2 separate regions of the Homo sapiens genome follow, and region 2 is linked to region 1. A link is a contact called in ENCODE Hi-C or POLR2A ChIA-PET data. All regions are on one chromosome and are shown on one strand. The core of a region is the stretch at or near the end of the contact, and the rest is flanking DNA. Distances in the headings are between cores, read along the strand shown.

Region 1 (5,251 bases), core at 1,633-4,132:
TGGCCAAGCTGGTCTTGAACTCCTGACTTCAGGTGATCCACCCACTTCAGCCTCCCGAAGTGCTAAGATTACAGGCGTGAGCCACTACACCCGGTGGAAGAAAAAATTCTATTCCTCTTCACTGACCTCCTAGCTCCCCAGTTAGCTAAGGCTTTGTGTTTAGCGGTCAGTCTTAGTTCCTCATTTTGTCTTGGGGGTAGTGGTGGCAGCAGTTAGCTAATGGTTTCTCTATAATTCAAGGGTCAAACCCAAGAAGGAATTAGATGGCAGTACCCCAGAGGATGAGGTGGGGATTGGTTGGAGAGAAGCTAGGGCTTTGTGGATGAGAGAGAGAATTGGATTCTATGAGTCTGGAGCCTTGCGCCTTTTCTGTAAAGGGCTCTGGAGGTTGCTGGTGTCTAGGGGAGCAGTTGGTGCCTGGAAGTCAGAATGTCTCTGTAGGAGGGGTTTAGGGGCAGCAATCTGATTGAAAGGCTGGGAGGGGAAGAGGATGCTCTAAGCTGTTTACATGGCTACATACATGAAAATGAGAAAATATTAATTACCTACAACAAGGAACAGGGGATGCTGACCTAGATTACGGGGAGAAGATCTAAAGTTTCCTCAACACTCCTTCTACTACCACCACCACTCAAACTTGGCACATGACTAATACCTCAAGGACAATCTCTAACTATATAACCTTGGAAATATCCACAAGGGCCCCTGTGGCAGAGCCTGCAGGTAAAGTAGGCACTTTGAGGTGAAACCTTTTAGTCCAATAGCTGTGTCACATAACAAAAGTAGCAACATTAATAATGGTGGCTATTTTATTGGCTAACTCAATCCCCTGCCCCATTTTGCTATTACCAAGCAGGGCCCCGGATTCTAGTACGGCCCAACAGAAAAGAGGGGATTTCAATAATCATTAATATTGGGGATTGCACCAGCCAGGGCAAGGTGGGGCTCACAGCATGATTCCATTTGATTTTAAAAAGTAAAGTGATGTGCATTTCCTTGCTCCTTGGCGAAGTGGAGCGAATTCCTACCTGTTATTTAGGCATCAGTGAGAGAGTGGTGGAGCGGGGAGGGAGGCAGAGTGATCCTCAAATCACCAGGCAGTAGGAGAAGCTGCCAGGCTCTGCCCTCCTCCATTTGCCTTTAGTTGGCAAAAGACAAATTAGCCCAGCGCCTCCTGAGCTGAGTTTGCAGTGCAGAGTCTGCAAGAATGTTTGCTTGGGGAGCAGCACTGTGCTTTACCTCAGCAGGTGTAATTCCATCACATGATTGTCTTGGATCTGCTTTTCCCCACTCCAGCCTGAGCTTGCCAAGTCAGAGAACGATAGCTGAGAAATAAATAGTTCTTCTCTGTGTCAGCCCAGGAAACACTAAGGGTCCCTTTACACGGTATAGAATGAGCATTTTCTTACTGCTGGGGTTAAAGAAGGCCTCTCTCCCTGCCCTTGAGGCCTACAGCCAGAACTTTCTCTTTGCGGGAAACTCACTGGCTTCCACGGGAAGCCAGACTGGGCCCTGCGGCCTGCCCTGCCCAGCCCATACCCAAGCTTTACAGGTCGCCAACACACCAGTCAAAGGAGGAAGACTAGGGCCTTCACGGGGACACAGAGACAGGGCTAAGTGCTCTACTGCCTTGGAAACTTTCGGTACAACCTTGGCATCTCTAGCCCAGAGAGTTATTTCTATTGCAGTTTAAGGTTACTACCTTGGGCAGGTAACTTTCACCTTCTGGAAACTGCTGACAAGGAAGCTAAATAAGAGGGACCTCCCCAGCCCAAGCCTGGAAAGCTCAGCCATTCAGCCCAGGAGCCAAGATAAGGTGAGCCTGGTCAGTGCCAGCAGCCTGGGCCCACTCATGCCTAAAGACTCGTAGGGTCCCGTGAAGCCAGGTCAGTGTCTGACCTTCCTCTTTCAGGTTACAGATGTTCCCTCTGCATGTCTGTTGCAGGACTAAGCTGGCTTGAGAGACTCTGGGGTTTCTGTACAGCCCTGACAGGGACCAAGAGAAGAGAGACTATCACTGAGTTCTAGGGACTCCTTTTTTATTTTTAGTAGAGACAAGGTCTTGCTGTTGCCCAGGCTGTTCTCAAACTCCTGAGCTCAAGCGGTCCCCCTACCTCGCCCTTCCAAAGTGCTGGGATTACAGATGTGAACCACTGCCCTCAGCTTGAGTTCTTACTTGAAGTTCAGATTTCTGGGCTTTTTCTGGAATGAGACACAGTACAAAACCATAACACTTGATGTGATGTTTCTTTCTTTCTTTTCTTTTTTTTTTTTTTGAGACAGAGTCTTGCTCTGTCGCCCAGGCTGGAGTGCAGTGGCACGATCTCAGCTCACTGCATCCTCTGCCTCCCAGGTTCAAGAGATTCTCCTGCTTCAGCCTTCCAAAATAGCTGAGATTACAGGCACCCGCCACCACTCCTGGCTAATTTTTTTGTATTTTTAGTAGAGACGGGGTTTCACCATGTTGGTCAGGCTGTTCTCGAACTCCTGACCTCAAATGATCTGCCCACCTCGGACTCCAAAAGTACTGGAATTACAGGCATGAGCCACTGCACCCAGCCACTTAATGGTAGGTTTCTTATAAACCTACTGCATGGTTATATAAACGAGATGATAGAAAAGGAAATCTCTGTACTGTTGTCTTCAGTGCTTGTTAAGATACACAGTAGCCACTCCAGTGCGTTAGCCATCTCTGACAGGTGCTAGATTTTCCCCATTTGCTACTCATAATCTGCTCTCCACCCTTCTTTGCCCTGCTCTCTGCCCATGAGGCTGAGTCACAAGGATGACATCAGTAGGCTGCTTTTGCCCTCCAGCCTCTAGGGGTTGGCCAAGGAGGTTGGCATATTTATTTCTCTGGTTCCTTCCTGCCAGGTGGCCCTCTCTATCAGCTTTCTAGGTTCCTTTAATGGGTTCCATTGCCTTGTCCTTACAGACATGGTGGCGGTAGTGGCTCTTGCACTCACCAGCCCAAGGGTAGTGCACATCCCTTTTGCTTTGTCTAAGCCCAGTCCATGCTTTGTAAATAGTGACTTTATTACACTCTTCCTAAATGACTCAATTTAAGGGCATCCTTTTTTTTTTTTTCCAGGCTAGGACACTAACAGATGAAACCTTTAGAACATTTTGCCCTTATTACTATTTCTAAGTTAATATGGGGAAATTTTACTTGACTTTGCCCTCTCCTAACTTTTTGCACATAAAATTTTATTTTCTCTTTTTATTTTTCTTTGAGACAGGGTATACTCAGACTGGAGTGTAGCAGTGAATTCCTGGGCTTAAGCAATCCTCCTGCCTCAGCTTCCCAAGTAGCTGGGACATAACATCTAACATTCCCAAGTAGCTACTAGTGCATAACATCTAAAAAAAAATTTTTTTTTAATTTTAAAAATTAAAATTTTTTTTTGTAGAGATGGGGTCTTGGTATGTTGTCCAGGCTGGTCTCAAACTCCTGGCCTCAAGCCTTCATTCTGCCTTGGCCTCCCAAAGTGCTGGGATCATGGGTGTGAGCCACCGGGCTTGGGCTTATTTTCTCCTGGTATTGCTAGTTTTTTTTTTTTTTTTTTAGACGGAGTCTTGCTCTGTCCCCAAGGCTGGAGTGCAGTGGCGTGATCTCGGCTCACTGCAACCTCTGTCTCCCAGGTTCAAGCAGTTCTCTGCCTCAACCTCCCAAATAGCTGGGGTTACAGGCACCTGCCACCACACCTGGCTAATTTTTGTATTTTTAGTAGAGACAGAGTTTCACCATCTTGGTCAGGCCGGTCTTGAACTCCTGACCTCGTGATCCACCTGCCTTGGCTTCCCAAAGTGCTGGGATTACAGGCATGAGCCACCACGCCTGGCTAAAGTAGTTTTTTAAAATTTAAAATGTATACAATAATTTTTTGTTTTCTAAAAAGCAAGATCCTTACTGTAATTGCTTTCAGGAGATAATTTTAGATAATGTATTAGTTCGTTCCTTGTTGATTATAATAGAATATGTGGAACTGGGTCATTTATAAAGAAGAGTAATTTATGTCTTACAGTTATGACGGCTGGGAAGTCCAGGATTGAGGGGCTGCAACTGTGAGGGGACTCTTGCTGGTGAGGACTTTCTGTAGAGTCCCAAGGCCACACTGGGAATCACATGGTGAGGGGCTGAGTGAGCTCACATGCTTGCTTAGGTCTCTCTTCCTCTTCTTAAAAAGCCACTAGTTCCACTCTCATGATTACCTGCTAGTCTATTAGCCCATTAATCCATTAACCTATAAATGGATTAATCATAAGGGTTGAAACCTTTTGATCCAATCACCTCTTAAAGATTCAATACGGTCACATTTTGAGATTAAGTTTCTAACACATGAAATTTGGGGGACACATTCAAACCATAGTAGATAAATAAGGAAAAAAAAGTCTTGCAAATTTTGCATTTTAAACCAGCACTAACAGGTGTTTCCGACGCATGCTACGGCTTAAGAAGCACTGCAAAAGTCAGCTCTTCAAGCTTCTCACAGGCAGCTGTCCTAAGACATCAGCATCCCCTTCCCTCCATTAGAGCCTACACCAATGAGTTTGAGATAAAGCAATTTTATATAAAAACAGCCTAGTATCTCTATATTGGAAAGTCTGTCCTTAACACCAGGTTTTGAAGTCCAGGAAAGCTGTGTACGTTATTTAACTTAAAAAGTTAAATATGGGCCAGGCACAGTGGCTCACACCTGTAATCCCAGCACTTTTGGAGGCCGAGGCGGGTGGATCACCTGAAGTCGGAAGTTCAAGACCAGCCTGACCAACATGGCAAAACCCTGCCTCTACTAAAAATACAAAAATTAGCCAGGCGTGGTGGCGCATGCCTGTAATCCCAGCTACTCAGGAGACTGAGGCAGGAGACTTACTTGAACCCGAGAAGTGGAGGTTGCAGTGAGCAAAGATCGCGCCACTGCACCTAGCCTGGGTGACAGAGTGAGACTCTGTCTCAAGAGAAAAAAAGTTACATATGTATATCTATCTATATATTTAAATCACATATATATATGTGTGTGTGTGTGTATGTGTATGTGTGTGTATGTGTATATATATATATATATATATAACTTTAGGCCGTGCATCGTGGCTCATCTCTGTAATCCCAGCACTTTGGGAGGCCGAGGCGGGTGGATCACGAGGTCAGGAGATGGATTCCATCCTGGCTAACATGGTGAAACCCCGTCTCTACTAAAAAATACAAAAAATTAGCTGGGCGTAGTGGGGGCGCCTATAATCCCAGCTACTT
Region 2 (5,679 bases), core at 3,165-5,664, 3.4 Mb before region 1:
TAGGTGGGGCCTAGGTTAGGGTGGGTGGAGAGGTGTAGCTGTGGGCTGGCCTGATAACTTCACTGACAGTTGGAACATCTTGCAGAGACCCGGGCAATCAGACCCCCCAGGGCAATGCTGGACCTGGGATTGGATTCTCAGTAGTCCTAGCAGGAGGCGGCCTGCTCCCAAACCCAAAGATTCCAGACACCCTGCAGTGCCGCATTTACCGTAGACCCTAAAGTGCCCTCTCCTGAGGCCTCTGCCTTGTTCAGGAGAATATTGACAGCTCAGTAATACACACTAAGCTTTCTGAGGGGCTTGAGGGCTTTGAGAGATAAGATAGTCTGGCTTGTACAGACTACCACAGGGCCCCAGTGATGTAGTTGTTTTCAAAAATACTTGTGTCAATAATCAGGTATTTTTCAGATGGGCAACAGATCCCCATCACCCTACCCTGAACCACTTTACTCTCCCCCAGGCTCCAAGCCCAGGGCCTCTCCCCATTTCCAGGCCTCAGGGCCTGTCTTATCCAGGGCTGGGGGTGGAGGCTAGAGAGTGACACAGATCAAACTTATAAGTTGTCAGTTGACCATTTAATGGAAGTCTACACTGAATAATCCTTTGCCAAGTGAATAGCCCCGGAATTTGTTTTGTGGTGTAATAAGGGTTGCCAAATGGCTTAGTTTACATACAACAGCATGACATATAGACGGTTGCAGCGAGACATGACTCTAGGCACTTTATGGGCCAAATGTAGGCAGTTATCATGATTCCTATTTCAGAGATGAAGAAATTGAGGCCTTGGTCAGTGACTTGAAAAGTCACATAGCTAGAAAATGGCCAAGATTTGGATCCAGGATTGCCTAACTTCAATATACTGGCTCACTGATTCTCAAACATTAGTATTTGGGTCGTGAGATGGAAATTTACCAAAAATGCAGATTCCCCGGCCCCATCTGGGCCAGGGAATCAGCATTCCAAACTTTAAACAAGGGGACTCCAGGTGTCTCTCTCTCTTTCAACCTGAAGAATTTGGGGGATTTTGCAAATGACCTGAAGCCTGAGAGGAAGTGCAACACTGCAGGGCTCTCAGGAGGGGGTACCCTGCTGACGCCTGTGACTAGGCCTAACCTTCTGGGGTCCTGCGGCCCAGTGCTGCACACTGTCATCTGCCTTGAGGTGCGCCTGGGGTCCAGATTGGCCGATGAATACGTACACCCGCAGCGCCTCCTTCACTCCGAAGACTTTCACTTTCCCCCTTGCACAAAACCGAACATCCCACCCCACCACCACCTCCAAGCTAAAATACCTGGGCCGCCCCTCCCCACGAAGGGACGCGCTCCAGGCGAATGGGGAGGGCCCGGAAGTCGGGCCTGGGACAGAGGAGCCGGCCCACCGCCTCCCGGTCGGAAGCGGCAGTGCAGGTGAGGCGGCGGCCAGCCTGGGGACTGCGCGGGTAAGGAGCGGGAGGGCGGAATGCACCGCGAAGTTGGCGGGGGACGGCCACGCACGCCTCGCCTCGGCCTTCCTGCACCGTAGGGCCGCCCTCCCGCCACCCCTGGGCACCTGTCGACCACGTCTGGGCGAGGGCGGGTCGGCTCCCGCCCTCGGGCCCTCACCGCGGCGGGGACGCCGGGTCAGCGAAGGGTTAAGGGACTCGCTCCCTCCTCTCGGCTCCCTCACCCTTGGAAAGTCCCCGAAATGACGTTTCAACCCGACAATTTAAAAAAGAGTTTAATTATAGAGACAGGCTCTGGGAGCTGGAACAAACCCTTGGTCGGCGGGGCCGGTAAACAACTCGGGAGCGAGCGGGCTAGGCCAGTCGCAGCCTTGCGGAGCCCGCGCCCCCGGGGAGAGGGGGAGGGGAGGGCCTCCGGGAGTTGGAAAAGCCGAGGAAATTCGAGGAATCAGCTTTCTTTGGAAAAATCCACTTTGTAGCCATTCTGGGGCGCCTGATGGTGCTCCTGGCCGGTCCCGCAGCCTTGGAGGGAAAGCGGCGCCGCCCGAAGCAGGGGCATAGCCGGTGCCCCGCGGGGACAGGCCCTGGGCCGGGAAGGGGGCCCCGCCCGCTCCCAGTCCCCTTCCCCTTTGCTTTTTTCCAGCCCCTCCTCCGGTCCCCCCAGCTGAGCTTCGCGAACCCTCGGGAGTTAAAGACCAGCCGGCCTCTTTTTTGGGGGGGGTGGGGGGTGGGGGAGCGGGAATGGGTGGAGGCCGGGGGAATAAAAAACCGAAATAGCTTCACATCAGAACTCAGACTAACCTTGTGGTTTCAACGCGCACTCTGCTCTGTCCTGAAATCTGGAACTCATTACCTCATCACCAAGAAACTGCACGAAATCTCTCCCCCACCGCCCCAACACCCACTTGGGAAAGGAACGAGCAAACATCCCTCTAAGAAAGAAACCTACACTTGAATGATTTAAATTAAGGTGGATGGAAGTTATTTCCCTTTCTGGCGCTTGCCAGATTTCAAGAAAAGCTGAAAAATGGGAGCGGGGGAGGGAAGCAACAGACGGCTGGAGGGCAGCAGCAGAACAAGCGAGGGGCAGCAGCCGAGTTAAAGTGGGGGCCATCCATTTCGGGCAGAGGAGACAAATGAAAGCCGACCCCGCTGGGATCACGTAGGTTCGTGGCTGCAGCAAAAGTTGGGTTTCACAAAGTTGAAAAACAGCCGGTTTCTCAAACAATTGTGATTTGGAAGGTTTCGCTGGGTTTGCCCAGATGTTTACGAATAAATAAGAAATGCAGTTTTAAAAAAAAGTGTGTGTTGGGGGTGGTGAGAATGCGCTCTCTTCGGCCCGCCCCGTCCTTTCCAAAGAAACGTGCTCATAATGGGGTGACCTAATTACATCGCAATGGAACTCAATCTTAGCCACTCCGCAGCACCGGGTTTCATAACAGACTCGGCGGCCTCGAGTGCTGGGAAGAAACGTGCGAGGGCCGAGGGGGGCGGCGGAGCCCGCGTGGAAATCGGAAAGAAGCGCAGCCCTGCGACTTCCGCCTGGGTCATCACGCCAGCAGTCGGGCCAAGGCGCAGGGGGCGGGTGGGGGACTCGTTAACTTTTTATTTGGGTGGGCGGCATCCAAACCTAACAGTATATATTTTATCATTTTCAAGGGAGTCATGCTCCATTGCGGGCCCTTCGGTTTCGTGGCTCCCATGTCCCCCTCTCCACCTCCCGCCAAAACGGCGCAGCGTGACAAGCCATATGTTCCACTCCGGTGGGGGCGAGAGAGAAGCAACAATAAGTTAAAAGTGCCGCCTCCCTCCACCTCTTTACCTTCATTCTTACCAAAGTAACCTTTTTTCATTGTTCTAGAGTCTTGAGGTGTGTGTGGGGAGGATGGAGGAGGAGGGAGGGTTGTGGCGCCGCCCAGAATTCGGAGCGCGCGTGGAAAGTAGTGAGTTGCTCGGTGGGCTTTTTCTGGGAGGAAGGGGCATTCAGGAAGGATTAGGGTTTTCTTGACTAAAAAGTTTAAAGATTGGATGCGTGAAAAGAAACGGCACGCCTAGGCCTGGTAAAACAAACAATCGTCCCGGGTTGTGGTCTTTTTTTGCGGCGCCCCCCACCCGCCCACACCCGGAGAGCGCCGGCTGCAAAGCGAGCGCGAGTGTCGACGCGTGCGGCGCACTAAATTGTGCCGCGCTCGCCCCCGCCAGACCATGTCCTCCTGGGGAAAAAGTTTCCCTAGTCCCCCCAGCAGCGCGCCCCACCCTACGCCCCGCTGGAAAAAAAACAGCAACATAAAATCCTAGGCTTGAACATTCTGTGCGTCCCAAATTTCTAATGTCCTCGGCCTGCCCGGTTTGCCGAAGGGAGCCGAGTGTCGAAGAGAAGTCGGGAAAAGGTAAGTTGTGCAGACACTTGGGGAAGTTTCAAGGAGACCGCCAGCTCAAGATGGAAACCGCGGCCCGGGCGCTAAGGACGGGCTTCAGCTCCCGCTGGCAAAAAGAGAAAGTCGAGCCCGCCTTCCTGCCCAACAAAAAACAACAACATGACAACAAGAACCCCGGAGGGAGTGGAATGAGTGACGTCACAGCCGCGCTCTGAGGCTGACAAAGGAGGGGGCGCGCCCCTCCCGCTCTGCGCCCGCGCGGCCCCGGAGAGGGGGCGCCTGAAGCGCCGGGTAGGGAAGTCAGCCGACTTGAAACTTTTCCTCTTAAAGAAAAAAAAAAAAAAGTTGTGCGCGGCTCACAGTGGGGTTTTTTTTTTCCGCCTTCTTTTCTCGTCTCCCCTCCCCCTTCTTCCTTTTGAAAGTTTCTTCTCCTCCCCCTGCCCCCCCTCCCCGCCTGACCGCATGGCTGATTCAACTCCAGTGTCAATCAACTTCTTTTTCCTCCTCTTCCTCATTTAAATAAGTTTAAAGCTCCTCCTCCCCCCGGCCCACCAAATCTGAACTTTATAAATTGGGCTTTGCGCGCCCCAGCCCGGAGTCAGAAAGGCGAGGGGCGCCGGGAACTGGCGTGTGGGACTCCAGACAGGAGAGGCTGCGCCTTCCCCGCACCGGGACCTTCGCGACACACCAGATCCTCGCCCCTGGCTCGCGCGAACGCACAGGATGACCACCACCCTCGTGTCTGCCACCATCTTCGACTTGAGCGAAGTTTTATGCAAGGTAAAGGGGGGCGGAGCATTTGCTTTTCAAAAAGTCTTTTTCTTTTGCCTTAAGAAAGAACCCCCAAAAGTTTGGGTCTTGGAAGGCAATGGGGAAAGTGGTGCAGCGAGATGATTCTTTTCTCCTCCGGCATTTCTCCCAAGTTTGAAGGAATTTGGCCCCGTCCTTCCCACCCTTTGAGTTTCAACAGTTGCTGGCGGGGATTACATGTGAATCTGGAGGCCAGGGTTTTGAGGGGCGAAGTTTGCCTGGCAGGGCAGCCCGGGGGCTTCGGGGGGAGGGCTGGGATTGGGACAAGTTTTGGGCGATCCTGTTTTACGTAACGTGCTGCTGGATCCCAGGTTTGCTGGTCTGATCGGGTTCCCAGTCTGCGCCCTAGGTCTGTCCAGCGGCATTACCCACCCGTGGGGTTGGGAGTGGGAGGTCCCTCGGGGAAGTGAGTCTCGGGACAATGTTTTCCTCCACTCTTTGGGGGGAGCTGGGGATATGCGAGGAAGAAAGGCCAAGTTGTGATTCAAAAAGATGTTGCAGAACAAGTTTGCAGTGGGGCTTGAGTCCGCCCTAGCTCCGTTGGGCTTCTTCCCGCGATAGCCGATCGTGCAGCAAACTTTGGGGTGAAAGAGGCATTCAGGTTGACCCGCTTACCTGTGTTGCCGAGGCATTGCGGCTCATCGATTGCGGGCGGGGTTGGGGGGGGAGGTGGCGACAAAATGCTGGCTTGAACTCGAGAGTCCCGCGAGTAAGGATTTAATGGGGGGCTCCTTAAAACATGTTGCTTGTCAGCCAGTGTTGAAAAAGCAAGTTTTAAACTCGGAATGTTCCAGGACTGCGGTTTAAATGTACATAGCAAAAGTCTATGGATGTTGTTAAATTTCTTTCCAACCTCCCCCTCCCAATTTGAAAGGGTGAAGCTGCTGGGCTACTTTTTAATTGCTGAAGTGTTTTGCCTTCTCTTAACACGTCGGGTCATGTTGCTCTGTTTTCCCAGCTTGCTGCTCCTGTTGGTGCAGCTGCCAACGCCCCAGGGCTGCAGGGTTGGGGTGCAGGGACGCCGAGGAGCTGAAGAGTAGCATTTAAAAA

Evidence for each region. Hi-C counts contacts between places; a loop is a spot of excess contacts on that map. ChIA-PET counts read pairs that join two places held with the same protein, here RNA polymerase II (POLR2A). Pooled maps may share reads with other maps.
Region 2: a pooled map shows a loop between it and region 1 (2.2-fold over the local background). The contact joins the promoter of ZFP36L1 here to the enhancer-like site in region 1. A Hi-C loop is called at or near these places in 1 of 50 pooled maps. POLR2A ChIA-PET finds 5 or more read pairs at or near these places in 2 of 52 experiments (B cell and activated B cell).

The regions. Positions count from the first base shown.
Region 1 is chr14:65,350,887-65,356,137 of GRCh38, reverse strand. No RefSeq gene overlaps it. Among named protein-coding and RNA genes, the nearest start is that of MIR4708, 18 kb to the right of the region's middle. RefSeq lists enhancers at 102-191, 1-211. Within about 2 kb of position 2,882, at least 5 of the 41 ENCODE cell types and tissues checked have a DNase peak (open chromatin) inside an H3K27ac peak, as active enhancers do; they include B cell, where a contact is called at or near this core.
Region 2 is chr14:68,791,802-68,797,480 of GRCh38, reverse strand. ZFP36L1 (ZFP36 ring finger protein like 1) reads left to right here and starts at 4,414. Exons shown (of 2, transcript NM_004926.4): 1 at 4,414-4,599. The coding sequence starts at 4,543. RefSeq lists enhancers at 1,187-1,246, 2,427-2,586, 2,249-2,793 and silencers at 1,367-1,686, 3,967-4,166, 4,187-4,256.